Linked DNA regions of Homo sapiens: region 2 is linked to region 1. A link is a loop called in an ENCODE intact Hi-C map of the cell type or tissue named here. Cell type or tissue: mammary epithelial cell. All regions are shown on one strand.

Evidence for each region. Hi-C counts contacts between places; a loop is a spot of excess contacts. Peaks named below come from ENCODE experiments on the same cell type or tissue, not always from the same donor. Only the 100,000 strongest peaks of a DNase experiment are listed, where the experiment ranks them.
Region 2: a loop joins it to region 1, with 8 times the contacts of the local background. A loop is called at or near these places in 4 of 110 quality-filtered maps.

What each region holds. Positions count from the first base shown.
Region 1 is chr5:59,190,612-59,198,611 of GRCh38, reverse strand. PDE4D (phosphodiesterase 4D) reads left to right here. Exons shown (of 15, transcript NM_001104631.2): 3 at 5,076-5,112. Among named protein-coding and RNA genes, the nearest start is that of PDE4D-AS1, 150 kb to the right of the region's middle. In mammary epithelial cell, no CTCF peak of the experiment used is centred here; a DNase peak (open chromatin) is centred at 4,481; H3K27ac peaks cover 2,308 bases.
Region 2 is chr5:59,271,299-59,279,298 of GRCh38, reverse strand. All of the region lies in intron 1 of PDE4D (phosphodiesterase 4D), which reads left to right. Among named protein-coding and RNA genes, the nearest start is that of PDE4D-AS1, 240 kb to the right of the region's middle. In mammary epithelial cell, no CTCF peak of the experiment used is centred here; a DNase peak (open chromatin) is centred at 3,178; H3K4me3 peaks cover 1,236 bases; H3K27ac peaks cover 1,463 bases.

The DNA.
Region 1 (8,000 bases):
CAAGTCTTTCTCTTTGGGAGAGACAAGGCTCGCCAGGACTAGTGAAGATGACTCTGGTTCACTTCCTGGTAACCAGGGAAGGTGACAGAGCATGTGGCACCTCCTTGGACATCATGAAATTTAAAACCAATGTGACACTGACTCCCACAGTGACCTACAGTGGCTCATCCTGGCTGTTCTAGAAGTTTCTGCACTTGCATTCTGCTGTGACTGTTACCTTGGTACCAATCTCATCTCTCACATACATACATATGTGCATACATACATACATGTATACATGTGTGCATACATACATACATATAGACACGCAGTGTCAAAATGACTTTTTTTCTGAGCCTTCCTATCCCTCATTCATTCTCCGCCTGTCCTCCATGAACACTCCAGTTCTTTTTTTTAAAAGAGCTGTATTTTCCTTAAAACAGATCACAGCTGTTTTTTGTTAAGGGTTGTTGTTGTTATAATTGTTTTTATTTAAATGAAAGACAGTATTGCATCATCCTCACCCAAAATTCACATTACCAGGCGGTACAATTTCAAAATGTCCAGGCGATATTCACTGTGTGACTTTGAATCTAGCTTTTCAGTCACTTTATAGAGACCCTAATAGTCTCTTCCCATCTCAGAAGAGACTCAGAAAAATATTTAGCCAAGTAGGCCTAGGAAGCCCCAATTTATTACATTGTATTGTAATCCCTCCCAGCCCCACTTTACGTGGCAAGGCGCTTTAAAAAGCTTCTGTGGGTAAAGTTGTTCAGGTGCAAGATTTCAGAATTATTTTATTTCATAGGATTTTTTTGAGCATATGTGATTATTCAGTTCATTAAAACCCACACATACTTTAAACCAAATCATATTCACAAAGTGAATCTTCTGTTGATCTTAACTACCAGATCTGTTTTTAAATGATTATAAGCAAAGTGTAAGACACAATTCAAAGATATGTTTGTATTATATTTATTTTCTTCTAACCACAAATAAAAATAGGTTTTACTTGCCTTATTCTCCTAGTGACAGTATGTCTGAAAAGATCTGTTTTAATATTGAGTTGAGGACTTAGACAAAGATTTTAAAATTATATGTTAGGTATATATTCAAAGATAATTTAAGCATGACATACTTTTGAAAATAAATGGATAGGCTATAACCTGCCGTTTATCGAGGACATCTGCCACTGAAATGCTAGGTATCATTTTACTGTTACTAAAATGAGACCATCTTGAGATATTTGGCAGAAACAATTTCTGGGCAATTTATTAAAAAGTAATATATTTCCTTCACTAAAATGATAACTGTCTTTATGCTTTCATAGGGAAAAAAGGCTGGTAAATTATCATAAATATTGTAAAGTGTATTACTTATAATACTTATAAAGGAGATACAACCAAAGAGAAAATTAAATGTTTTAATAAATATGCAACCCTTTTGAGTTTTGAAAGATTCAAATCCACTGCAATCTATATAAAAAATTAGGAGACATATTTCCATGGATTCATTTCAGATTGATGATGTGCCTTGTCAAGATGACTTAGTCCTGAAAAAAATAAACTTTATAGTAGGTCAATTATAAAGAATAAAATGAAAGAAGAGACTATAGCTTGGGACAATAAGAAGATGTCATATTATTTTAATTTTGGTTATCTGAACTGCCTCTCATCCATTTTACAATACAATGTCTTCAGCTTGGCCATGCACTGAAGCAGATGAATAGTTTATCAGACTGGCAAATCAAGTCGGCATAGGTGGCATGTCTTTTCTCCTTGTGTAATATACCTCCCATTATGGAATTTTTAATAACATTTTTTAATGTCAGAAACCATTGAACTATCTTGAATGCAATATATGTAGTATATACACCTATTGAAAATGTTTTTTGTCTTCGGACTTCTAACACACTACACAGTTTACTGATTTGTCCACCACTCCCAAGAATGTTTGGCTTCAAATGAACTCTAAAGGTGCCTTTATGTGTGTAGAAATTTGTCAAATGCTGAAGTGTTTAGCTCTGGATTTTGTCTTCATGCTTTTTAAACACTGGTGTATCTGTAAATATTTCTCAGTTGTTTTGTGAGAGTTAGGCTACTGTTTCAAAATAAGTACATAAGAGAAATTGCAGCCCTATATTTACCTATATGACACAGCCAGAAGGGAAAGTCAGAATGATGGGCCAAGGAAGAAATGTAGCTGGCCAACCCTGGCATCACTTTGTAATTTGCATTTATTGGGCCATTTTCCTAGAGCTTTATTTTTAATCTTTTTAAGCTGTTCCATAGGAATCAGCCAATGCATATCACAAAAGGGGACCATTCCAGGTATGGCTGTGCAGCTTACTACCTGCGTGTCTTTGTGTTAAATCTCTTAATCAATTTGAGCTACAATTTTCTCATCTGAAAAATGGGAGTAATGTCACCTACCTTGCAACATTGTTGTAACAGCTGATGATTGTATATAAAATACACTTGCTGTGATAACATTCTTTTTACTTTTGTAAATGCTTGAAATTTTCATATCTTTTTTTCCCCAGAACTTTTTCTTTCCCCCAGAGCTTTTAATGCTGTCATCGTCCCTCTCTCTCTCTCTCTCAACTACCACTGATTTAGTTTAGGTCCTCATCTCTTCTTTTCTCTACACTGGTCTCCCTGCTTCCATTTTTGCCCCTTTAAAGCCCTCAATCTTTTATAGACCTGTCACAGGGTCTCAAGAGTCCTTCTTAGCGAAGTATCAGTTTTCTGAGTCTTTGCAATTTCCTGACTGCATAGGAAAGCAAAAATCATTATGATTTAAAAGGTTTTACTACTGCTGCTAATTATTATTATAGAAATGTTTATTGAACATTTACTGTGTGGTAAGCACATTTTTCAGCACTTAACATTATTAATTTATTGAATCCCAAAACATCACTCTATGTATGTGCTGTTATCTCCATTTTACAGATGAAGAGGCCAAGGGAAAGTGAAGTTTAATAACTTGCACAATTTCACACACCTAGTATGTGGCAGAGCTGAAATTCCAACCCAAACTTCCATCAGAGAGTAAAATCCAAGTTCTTGTACATTTCATACAAGGGCTCTGTGATCTGCTGCCTGGCTCGTTACCACCCATGATTCTGAATTTCCTGCCTTCCATGGCATTCTCTAGAATCACCGAGCTTCTCGTTGCAGCTCTGTATCTGCTTCTTTCTCATCTAGGCAGCTGCTCTGCCTCCTTGGCTTCATCCCTCTCTGCTGGCTCCCACGGGCTCAATGGCCTCCTTGCCACTTCAGTGCACCAGGCCTGCTCCTACCCTGGGCCATTGTTCTAGGAAAGAGCCTTTCTGGGCTTGACCTCAGAAGACCTTTTTTTTTTGAGAGTCAAGGTAAATTATGTAAATTATTTATTGATGACAGAAGAACACTATCTTAGTCCAGTTTCTGTTGCTATAACAGAATAGCATAGACAGGGTAATTTATATAGAAAAGAAGTTTATATCTTACAGTTCTAGAGGCTGGGTAGTTCAAGGACATGGCATCAGCATCTGATTAGGATATTTGGGATGCATCATCCCAAACAATGGAAAAATGGAAGGGCAAGTGAGCACATGCAAAAGAGAAAACATGAGGGGCTGGGCTCACTTTATAACAACCCACTCTTATGATAACTAACCCCCTCCCACCATAACAGCATTAATTCATTCATGAGTGTGAAGCCCTCCTGACCTAATTACTTCTCACAGGCCCCCACCTCTTAATACTGTTGCAATGGCAATTAAACATCAACATGGGAAAATACCTTTTTCAATTGACATCCTGCCTCTACCACTTATTAGTTTTTAGACCTTATGCCCTCTCTGAACCTCAGTTGCCTCTTCTATAAAATGATCATAAAACCCAATGTCCTACCTTCTTAGAGTTCTAGAGTTCTATGAATAATCTCTACAAAGAGCAGGTGCCCCTTGAAAAACATGATTCTGGAACTAAGGGGGTGTAAAATAACACATGCTTCCTTTACATTGTTTTTTCCTTCTTCTGCTTTTATTTCCCACATTTTTATTTTCAAGATCTCCACATGGTTTGATGACGACCACAGCACCTATTCTAGCTATTGGTAACAATTTATTGAGTAACATCATCCATATGCTCCCTGTGCCCCAGCATGTTTCATGGGTGTTGTTTTGGGTCACTCAGGTTGTTTTCAGATTGTTCATGAGTGAGCGAAAAGTTTATTTGCACTGTTCTCAGGGCCATGTCCAGGGAGCTGTCTGTGTTGAATAACAGCATTCACTTTTGATTTAAGAATTTTATCTAGCTAGATCAAGAAATAGCTGATGGTGACTCTGGAAATCCTTGTCTCAAATTATTCATGCTAAGAAATACCACAAAAGAACCCTGGGCCCCAGTTTCTCACTTTCCTCTAACTGGAATGTTGCACAACTTTCCTTGCCCTTCCCTGTCCCTCCAAGACACGTCATGCTGACACCTTGCTCCCATACCCCAGGCACGGTGTAGCTGGGGTTGCTGCAGCAACAGCACACAAGGAGTAACATTTCCCAGTGACTACAGTGGCTGGGATGAGTCAGTTGAACATTTCACTGGGTTTTTATTAGTGTATGATGCAGTCCCATGTCATCTACAGTTCCTAGCCTGTCCAAGACTTACACGGGATGATGTGGAACACTCCATGCTAATCACCTTCAAATATTAGATGGTCAAGGGTTCTCTCACTGAAGTCACTGCATTGCTGGTTCCTTCCACAGCACCCCTTACTAATATCTACAGTAAGAGGCCAAAAGTAAAACTCAGGCCCCACTGCTGGAACACCATTTCTACTATTGCATATCCTGTGTGCCTAAAAAGCAACAGTGACCCTGGCTGATGATCAAGAAGCCCCTCTTTTTACCCAGGGAGTTGGACAATTGTTAACATCCCAGAAGACATATTTTTAACCCAGTTGCTGGGAAGAACATGTGCTGAAGTATAAGGATGGAATCACTGTAATTCTCTATGGGAACTCATGAAAGTGGAACTTGCCGTTTAATATTGAACGACACTGAGCACAGAGTTATTGATGATTTCTAATGCGGGATTTGGTTTATTTTTCAGACACGGAGATGACTTGATTGTGACTCCATTTGCTCAGGTAAGCACAGCTTGGTGAATGGGCAGGTTTCTCACAGATGTAAAAATTTAATTTGGGGAATTAGTTCGGGTTATTAATTTAATTTAATTTTAAATCAAGCACAAGTACAAATACAAATTCTTGGTTCATTCAAGCAATTCAAAAGCAATGCTAGAGAAAGTGACTTTGGCTATATTAATCTGTTTCCTATAAACCCATAGTACCAAAGAGTGTCTTTGCTTCAAATAATAAATTAGCTAAGGGATATACTTAATTGGGCTCATACTGACATAAGCACTAGAAGCAGAAGGCTATATCATGGCTTAAGTTATGTTTAGTATAATTAGGTACATGATCAGTGCTTGAAATTCAATATTCCAATTCAACCCAATACCTTATTTATCTCTTTTTTACATATGCCATTTGTGCAGAGATTTAGCTGAGTGATGTGTTGATGTTTACTTCTTCCTTCTAGGCATACAAATCATGAAAATACTTTAACCACATGACATATGTGCAAGCAGGTGATAACATGATCTAAAATGTTTGGGAATATAAATATGAAAGAGTTGATGACCAGATGTTCTATGTATAGACCAATACTTCTCAACCCTACCTGCACGTTAGATTAACCTAGAGACCTCTTATCCCAGTGCCCAGGCTGCAGCCCTGGTCAATTAAATCCAAAAATTTGGAGATCTGTTACAAGCATCTGTATTTGTTAAAGGCCTTAGTATTTTTCTAGTGTGCAGGAGAAGTTGAGAGTCTCTGGTATAGACAACTAAGGGCGGAATGAGATAAAACTGATTTAACCTGGGGCATGAAGCAGGTTTAAAACCAACACTGATGAGTAAGAAATGTTAAATATTAAAATGCAAGTAATCCTGAGAGGTTGTAAAAATTATAATCAGGCCTATATCATACATCAAGGTGCTCTTGCACCTTGGACAACTCACTTAAATTTTCTGGGTCCTCTTTTTTTTCAACTGGTAGAGTTAGGGGACTGAGCTGGATGAAAGACAGTCAGATCTAGTTAAAACCCTTTCACCGCCTCTTGCCAACTCAATGGACTTGAGCGAGTCACTGAACTTTTCCAAGCCTGGTCTCTTCCTCTGTTAAATAACAGTTCCAAGAGTACCCACCTCATAAGATTGCTAAGACACTGAAATAATACCACGCTTATAAAATGCTAGGCACAATTGCTTGAAAATATAATATTATAAAAACTTTGTGATTGGTTTAAATGTATAGAGCTGAAAATGTTCTTTCATTTCTAAAATGTCATAAGTATTATTTTTTAAATGGATAATAGGGTTTAGATAGTAGGATTATGTATAGTTCTACTTTTTAAAACTTTCCAAACTTTTATTACTGTAACTTAGACCTATAATATAATCAATTCATAAGTAACATAATGTATAATAGTAACTTTTTAAATTAATGCAGGCAATTAAAAATAAAATACAATCACCATCCTTTTCAGATGGTTAATATCTTGTTTGCTGAAGGTTTTGCTGGAGATTATGAATTCTTTCTAGTACCTGTATTTCTGTGTCCAAAAAATTTACACTTGTATGATTTAATAATATGATGTGATAGCAAAATCTTATAAAGCTGAGGGTTTTTAATTGATTACTATTGAAAACTTATGGCCGGGTGCGGTGGCTCGTACCTGTAATCCCAGCACTTTGGGAAGCTGAGGTGGGTGGATCACCTGAGGTCAGGAGTTCGAGACCAGCCTGGCCAACTTGATGAAACCCTGTCTCTACTAAAAATACAAAAAAATTAGCCAGGCATGGTGACGGGTGCCTGTAATCCCAGCTACTTGGGAGGCTGAGGCAGGATAATTGCTTGAACCCGGGAGGTGGAGGTTGCAGTGAGCCAAGATCATGCCACTGCACTCCAGCCTGGGTGACAGAGCAAGACTCTGTCAAGAAAAAAAAAGGAAAGAAAGAAAACTTATAATTCTATATCTAAGACCTCAGAGAGAGGTGAACAGACAAAATATGGCATAACAATGTAAGTAACATCATCAAACATAGAACCAATCATTCCAATTTGAGTTCATTCAAGTAGCTATTCTTGTTTCTAACCAAATGATCTAGGTATTATTATAAGAAAAAATATATATAAATATTTAATAACAAATGAAAAAAGGTCTGTGTATGATATATGGTCTTTTACATCAAGTAATATTTATTAAGCTGCAACAAATAGATTAGTAAATTGGACTTGAACCCTGCCATCAGTGCTCTTAAATTCCAAGGAAATCTAGTCTTTTACCTGATTAGATATTTTCTGTAGTGTACCTATAATCTCCAAGGAAAAAAAACTAATGGAATTTCAAGATATTGGGAAATACACACATATATGTAATTTAGTCCATGTTAGTAAGCTATTTAAATAAAAAAGATGTGTACTTAATATACTTGAAATTAGAACTTGGAATATAAATCAGCTGTATAATTTATAGGCATATCTGATGCCTAAAAATAATCCCATAGTATATTAAGTCTTTGCTTATGATTAGCTAAGTGACTCATAACACCTTGTAGAGAGTGGTCATTACTTGAGAGGCTGCCGATTTTTTTTAAGGGGCTTCATCATGGTTTTCACAAATGGCCTTTTACTGGAGTATAAGACCTGGAAAGCCCCACTAGAATTAAAAACAAAACAAAACAAAAAACTGTTAAGCCCTGAAGAGTTTCACCACTCTTCATAGAGCATCTGTGGGGAGGGGTTAAGAGAGAAGTCCCAGTGAGTATGTTTGAGTGGCCTTCTCTTAAACCCTGTTGGACATGATTGGCATGTTTTGCTGACCCAATCACTAACTTCTCAAATTTTCTTTAATACAAAGTAAAGCACTTACCACTTAATGGTAAGTGCTATTTTAGCATTAACTATTTAAA
Region 2 (8,000 bases), 81 kb before region 1:
ACAATAGAGAATAGCAGGAAACTGTAAAAACTGCAGTCCCCTGGTCTTTTTTTCTAAAAAGTTAGTTTGACATATCTGGAGTACTGAATTTCAGCATATTTGAGAGGCCTGAATATTTAGTTGATATATAATATGGCTCTAAGAAATATGCTCATGATAGATTGGAAAGTATAGAATATCTATTGTAATCTGAAAATAGGAATTTAGAGAACAGAAGATTTGATAGTAGGCAGAGTATTTGAAAATAGTAATACTTGAGAAAACCTGAGTTGTATAGTAAAATTACTCCGTAACACCTCATTCAGTTGGCTTCATTTAATGTTTAATGTTTAATCCATGGATAAATGTCATAAGTCTCACAAGTCACGCTCACCATTGGATGATAAGAGAAAGGGAGATCACATTTTAGGTGCGCACAATCTACCTGTATGCAATTGACGCTTTCCATGTAAGTGTTGCCAAGTTGTATCGGGGCACCATTAGTGGTATGAGACAGACTTTAGGAGTTATTTTGGACTCCTTTTTTTCTATTAATATATCTTATATTTTGGGGGCAAATTATACCAGTATATTAAATCTATTTACAGAATAAATATAAAGTTACCTTTTATATTCAGTTTAAGTTTTTTTAAAAAGTGAGTCAATTAAGAAAAATATCAAATCATGGTATAGATGGAATGCTAATATGGAAAGAATTATGAAGGTGGTGTTATGACTGAAGTTTCAGAAACATCAAATGACATAGTCATTTGATTCAACAAAACATCTACAGATGGATGACCCAATGGATGTATACATCTATGGTACAGTCTATTGAAATGTGGTAACAACCAGAAAGTAAAAGGTCCATACATTATACAATTCAGTACAACAGGGAAATACTGAGAAATAATCGCAGCTTCTGGATCAAAAGCATGGGCCACATGGTTCCTAAATCCAGTCTCCCCATATTCAGGCCTCCTCATCAGCCTGCATGCCATCATATGCTTGCATGCTAACAGGAATTTCGAGGGAAATGCCATATCTTTTCCATTTGGGGAAGCTTTTCAGAGGGAAAACTACAGGATGCTTAGATAACAAAACATTCTTTCAGAAATGTTCATGTGAGAAATGGTCTTACAAGTGGATAAAACTCTGTAACATCAAATACATACTTTTTTTTTATTCTGTCACTACCTTAAATATTAGGAGTAGAAGCAAAACTTAAATTTAAATCTCAATGGTCTTACAACATAGCGCATCTTTCTTTCTCTGTAATGGCAACCTTGATGTACCAATCCAAAAACTTTGAGTATTCTGGTTAGTTCCATACATTGTCAGATTCCCCACTTAAGTTTGTTTTTGCCAGGGGAGAGGGACGATTTCTTAGTCATTATGGTACTATTATACAGTCTTTAGTAGATGCCCAATAAGTGTGTTAGGTTTTCAGAGAAAGATTCTTGGAAGATGTAGAATGTTGGGCAAGTAAGCAAGGAACAGCACATGGGGCTGCACTAAACTTGTGTGTGTGTGACAGAGAAGGGAGTAGCATCAGGCTAAATAAGCTCATTGTAACATGGATCTGGGGGACGGTAGAACACAGGCTAATTATTTCTGGAGAGTTGAAAACTCAACAGTCAGACATTACATTCTCTGATCATTGTCATTTGCTTTCTGAAATGGCAACTGGAAGCTATTTGGTAGACCTTACATGGAGGGAACAGTGTTTCAAATAAATAGTAGTTGCCTAATTTTACTTGGTTTGCTTTTGTTCTTTCTTTTCCCACATTTAAATTCCAATAAGAAAAAAATTAAACCTCTTCCTCTAAATCCCCTCTCCCCTAAAAATAATTAGTCTCACAAAACTTTTAAGTTTCCAAAAAAATACATGATTAATTAACCTGCTTTAAAATGCCAGCAATATACTAGACATGGGACAGTGCTAAGAAAGTGTGAATGTCCCCTGGCAGTCATAAGGAAACTGAAAAGCTTAAGGGGATAACTATGTGGAAAGCAATTTATTGGCATTTACCGTAAGAGGCCTGAGAGTCATTGAAAGAAGACTAAGTCACAAATGCACCTTGAAGTGTGACCAGGGGAGCAGATGAAGGGTTTGTTGTAAGAAGCAGCCAGAGCCTCTGGCGGATGCCGTACTACATTTTCCAAGTTGTTTGGGTGGGTCACAACTGCACTCCAACATCCTGTCTGCAAATGCTAAATAAACACCAAGTTCACGTCAGACTAGAGAACCAACGTACTAGCTAATGCCATTTAAGCAATCAGAATGCTTACATTATTTTCACTTGGTAATTCACATCCAAAATAATTGAAGTTGGCACACCCAGAGGAGTATATATCCTCTGTGTAGATGTTCAGAGAGATAGGCAGGCTGGTCAACTGTTCCTTCTGTTGGGAGCAATTGGAATCAGCTTAGATTATATCTACTGTAATAGAAAATATTTTATATTTAGGAGGTGGGAAAGGTTTTGGCCTTCGAAATAATAAGAGATATTGACAAGATATAAAGCTTCATTCCTTACTGAAGAGCTGTTAAGGATTAGCAAACCCAAGTCTTTGTGTGTAGAGATGAATGAAATTTGCATTTTTTTTAAAAAAAAATAAGGTTTAGAAAACATTGTGCAAGGGAACAGCCTTAATACGTGCAGCCACTTGTCCAGGAATAATACATTCAATTTTTCAGTTTAAAATTCCAGTATGTTCTGATCCAAGGGTGCCTGTTACACTCTGCTGAATTTTTAAGAGGTAATTTACATCTCTACAACCAACTCCAAAGCATGACATTTCATTACATCCGCTCAAAATGAACAGCTGCTAAGTCATCAAGTTCTCTCAACTTTGCTTCTAAAGAGAAAAGTTTAGTTTTAGTGCTTCAGTGAAATACTTTTTTGAAAGAATGACTTTTATAAAATTCATTTGTTTATTATGGTAAATAAACAACTTAATGGCAAGGGGTGTGTTCCTTGTAAAGGTGATCACGGAATGTTACCCAGAATAACACAGACATCTCATTTCCCAGAGAAGGAAATGGTTTTATAAGTTTTGTGAGGTCTCTTGTCTGCTTGGCCGGTTTACAGTGCTGGTCTCTGGAGCTGATCCGCCCCTTTGCTTTGTAAGTCTCAGCAATTGACGAGGCTAGGCTGGGCGCTGGGCTTTTCTTTTTTTTTTTTTTTTTTTTTCCTTTCTCACTGCCCTGCGGTGTTTTGAACTGCCTTCTTACAGACGTCATACAGCCCTTGAGGAATAGTTTCTGCCTGGTGAGATTGAATGATAGTTCTCATTCACAAAACCCTGGATTCTAAGCAGGGACACACAGAAATTACTTTCGCAGGTAAATCAGCCCACCCAGCCAAAGTGTGGAGAGATTTGTTCCTTGGCTGACTTCTTTGCTCCACGGAGAGGAGTGTTTTCCTGTGCTTGCCCTGAAATGGAACTTCCTTGACAGCTCTCCCGTGTTACAGTACCTCCCGGTCATTTTCTTTTTCTCTCTCTCTACCTGCGCTCTTCGAGTGTCAGAAACCTTTAAAGCTGTTACTATGGAATTGCAAAAAAGAGATCAAGTGACTCTTTCACTATGCTGGTTTCCCTTGTGACCCAGATGAAGAATCAATTCAGAATTCAGTTCCTCCCTTGGCATTGCAAGACACAGAAGAAACTGTCACTTCCTAACAGCCTAGTACTGGAGTAAATTCAGTATGAAGGAAGAAAGCGCTCCTGCGTGTTAGAACCTTGCCCATGAGCTGGACCGAGGACAGGAGATGGACTCCAGGAAAATTGGATTTCTTCAAGCAGCCTCCCTTGGAAATGGAATATCTTTAAAATCTTCTTTGCAGAAAGACAGTTAGAATGTATTAATCAGAATAGTTGAAGACTTATTTTCCTTTTTATTTTTTTTCAAAATGAGCATTATTATGAAGCCAAGATCCCGATCTACAAGTTCCCTAAGGACTGCAGAGGCAGTTTGGTAACGTTCTTTTCTCTCATGCTTTTCCCCTTTTCTCTTTTAAGATTGACGTACTCCTTGAGTATTTAGTAAGTTGTGTGATGTCGAGGCTTTGTGAAAGAAGGCAGTATTGGCGGCTCTTTTATTCTTTATTTTGTTCCCAAACTCATGTGCTTTAACCAAATGGGTGCTGATTTTTTTTTTAATTCCTCTTGGACTGTAACAATTTATCTGATGATAATTTTTAAAGGAGGAAAGAAACTTGCAGATATGTTGGGAGTTTTGAAAATGAAAACTTGTCATTTTTCAGTGTTTGATTCAGTTGCTTGTTTTCTTATCTTCTTTGCTTGCTGCAAGCAGGCTGGTGGTTGACAGGCTTTGCCCTTGTCTTTAAAAGCAATACCCTCACTTTTAGCACAGATGTGTTAGAAATTAATAATGTTATTTATATTTAATCATACACATGAAACAAACTTGAATTTAACTATGTGGCTAAATGTATATCAAGTTGCTTATCATTCATTCATCTCTTATGTTTTATTTTATTAGAAATGATTCCTAGTAATTATATTTTTGGTTATTTTAATGCTTTTACTCTGATGAAAAAATATGTCAGTTTCAATGTATTCTAATGTTCTATTATTTCCCCAATGGTGATTTGATATGCTAATCAGCATATGGCATGGCCCTTAAGGAGTATTTTCCAACAAAGTAACTTTTTTTTCTACAATAGGTATTTACAAAATACTTTTATGGCTATTTTAGGGGTTAGTCTTATTTTGTTTTTCTTAGTGATTGATTATAAATAACTAAGCTCACCTCTTTGAAATGGAAATAATCATACCTCACACTGGGGAAATAAAAGCAATGATTGAAGTGAGGTGGTTGAGAATGGGAGGAAAACAGGCCAGCAAAATATGCATTATCATGTGAGCAGGCAAACACACATGTAAATACTCAAATTATTTGCGTCAGGAATTTAGCTTGTGTTTTTGTGGATAGGTTAGCCTTTGCTGTTATTGTAGTGTTTTACAGTCAACCAGAAACAAGAATTGCCCCATCCGCAGTATTTCTGTGAGTTTTAATAAATTATAGATGAAGATTTTGTCTCTTAACGTTACTTGCCATTTCTTACAAAATAACACGTGCAATAAATTATTCCTTGAGTTTATTTAAAGAAAAGATTGCATCTGCAAACAAATTTGGAGAGTCCTGTCCTTTTTTTCCTCAAACAATAAATACTGGAAAATCCTTAAAATCCTTGTATGAATTACCATAGCTAATATAAATCACCAACATGAGTAAACAGAATTTATAATATACATGAATTTAACTCATTTATAATTTATACCATTCCTATGTGAAAAGATGTTACTACTTTAAAAATAGTGTTTAACCAAACTATTTCTCTTTTTGTCTAAACTGCCAGGAGATGTATTTTCAAATTCAGGTTTCAATTGGAAATAATTTGTTCATTTCAGGAGATGAGTAACATTGACACCCTTTACCTCTCTGAGATTATCATAGTCTATTTTTATCCACAATTATTATATTTTTTGTTTTAAATTGTATGGGATATTTTCATAAGTCAAGCCACAATTTAAAATGCATTTTTAAATATTTTGATTTGTTAATGTGTGTATTTTTCCATTTAACTAAAAATATTCTCCATAGACTTGGGGATAGAATGATTTCTGTGTAAGAAATAAATCTCTCTCTATATATGCATGATTCTTAGATTTAACTACACACTATAGAAACCTCTCCAGTTATTAATCTTACATCTGACTTAATAATATAACCGCTTGGGTATATCACTGCAGCTGCCAAAAAATTTGGCCTGAGGGTATAATCAGCTGTAGTAACAGTTTTGCCATTTTATTATCCGTCTATCAGTCAAATATTAGACACATCTATTATATTTATTTATTTAATTACATGTATAAAATCAATATAGATTATAGATTTGGTATATAGAGAAAATATATGTTTGTGTGTATATATATGTATACACATACATACACACACACATGTTTACTTGAGCATTAAAAAAACCCAAACGGCCTCTCTTCTTGTGCCTCTGCACATAAAGGCCACAGGCCTCAAATTGCTCAGAGGGACAATGTTTTCTCACCAGTGTTGCTGTCTGCATTTCTCCACCACCACCCTACCCTCATTCCTTTTCAGTTGACTTCCCATGAGAGAGACCTAAAACTTTGCCATTTATCTCTTTTTCAGATGTTTATTTGTTTCCAGGTTGATCTCCAAAATACTTTGTTCTTGGGACACATCTTTCTGGCTTTACCATCTTCACTCTGATTACATAAATCTATTTTGTGTTCCATTGGTCTACTTTCTCCAAATCTGTCTACTGTCCTCCGGGATTCCCTAAAGCCAAACATTACGTTTGGAAGTTTGTTGTATTGTGCAAGAATCCAATGTTTTGGATTACTTCTTTACCTTTTTCTATTTGTTTCTCTCCAAGTATCATAAAAAGCAGTCCACACTAACTTGTCCTTACAGCCTTAATTAAATTGCTATGAGATATTCACATTTTAAATGGGATTTCATGGCAAACTTGTATTTTATACCCTTCCTCTTATTAAAGGTCAGCCTGTTATAATTAAAATTTTATTAATTTCAAGACAAAATACAAATAACCTTAAAATTAATCTATTTGTCTCTTTGTAACATAGGTGTCCAAATTTAGGGTTTATTTAATAAAGGTGTATACTAGGTTGCTTTTATTTAAGGAACAGTTATTTATATGCCACGTTCTAGCAGAAAGTGATTATAGTATTTATTCTTAAGCATTATTTTAAAAAAATGTGCCTGCATGAAATTGAGAAAAACTTTATATATTTTCTTATGCTCATAAAGCTAATAAAATTAGCAGATTCATTGATTGCAGAATTGTTTGCCTTTCTTGCATATCTTAAATTCAGATTTAGTCAGTTGTTATATACTATGAAAATATTACCTTACATATTCCTTGATATCTCTTTAACACTTTTATAAACATTTATAAACATTTCCCAGGGATACTTCTCATTAATGTAATTAAGACTTGTGATTTAGTTTAAGTAAGTAAAACATTATTAGTCTTACAAATATAAATATAAAGAGAAGTTTAGTCAATGGAAGTGGACTTTTTTCTTTCCTGCTGACAGAACAGTGTTTAGGATTTATGTGTTACATGTAAGATCATTCATTATGTAATCTGAAAATAAAAGAGATGCTACTGTTCAAAATATGACTGTGGTTGTTTTTAAAGCAAATTTTAAAATTGGTTATTGTATATGTAATAGTACTTATACTTTTCATTATAAGTATTATTATGTAATAAGTATACATGTAATACTTAGGTTTGTAGATGCAGAAAAAATTCTGGAAGACTCTGTCCAAGCTTTTGGTAGTGGTTATTTTTTAGGAGTAAAAAAAAAAATGGTAGGAGTGAAGGTAAGGGGGACTGCCTCTCTTTTCTTCACTGTATTTGCATATTGTATGTAGTTTTTATCAATAAAGTATTATATATGAAAGTTTAAAATATTAAAAATATACCTACTATATGTATTAGCAAGCTCATCTTTATATATGCCAATATCTACTTAGACATTAAACCACAATTTGCTCAGGTTATATAATATGCAAATGAGTATTTCAGTACTGGTTGGATACAATTTTCTGAATTTTCTTGCAACTCTGACCAATGGAGGATTATAATTTTTTTATTAGCTCTTTTCTCTTAAGGTTGTAAAAATCTAGACTGGCTTAGCATTCTTATTTTGGCCTCATGATCACAGTGGAAAGCATTCATATAAGCTAAAATGTCCAATTTTATAATTGAGAATCAAAAAGATGGAATAACATTAATATGTTGGAAGGAAAATAACCCATTAACCCCATTATTCCATCCTCAGTTATTCTCATTTTCAACTTACCTTACATATCTTAAATAGCTGTAAATACTATTTCTGTACTCTGCTTCTTCATTTAACATATCAATATTTTTCTATTTTTGGCCAGGCGGCGTAGCTTGCTCCTGTAATACCTGCAATTT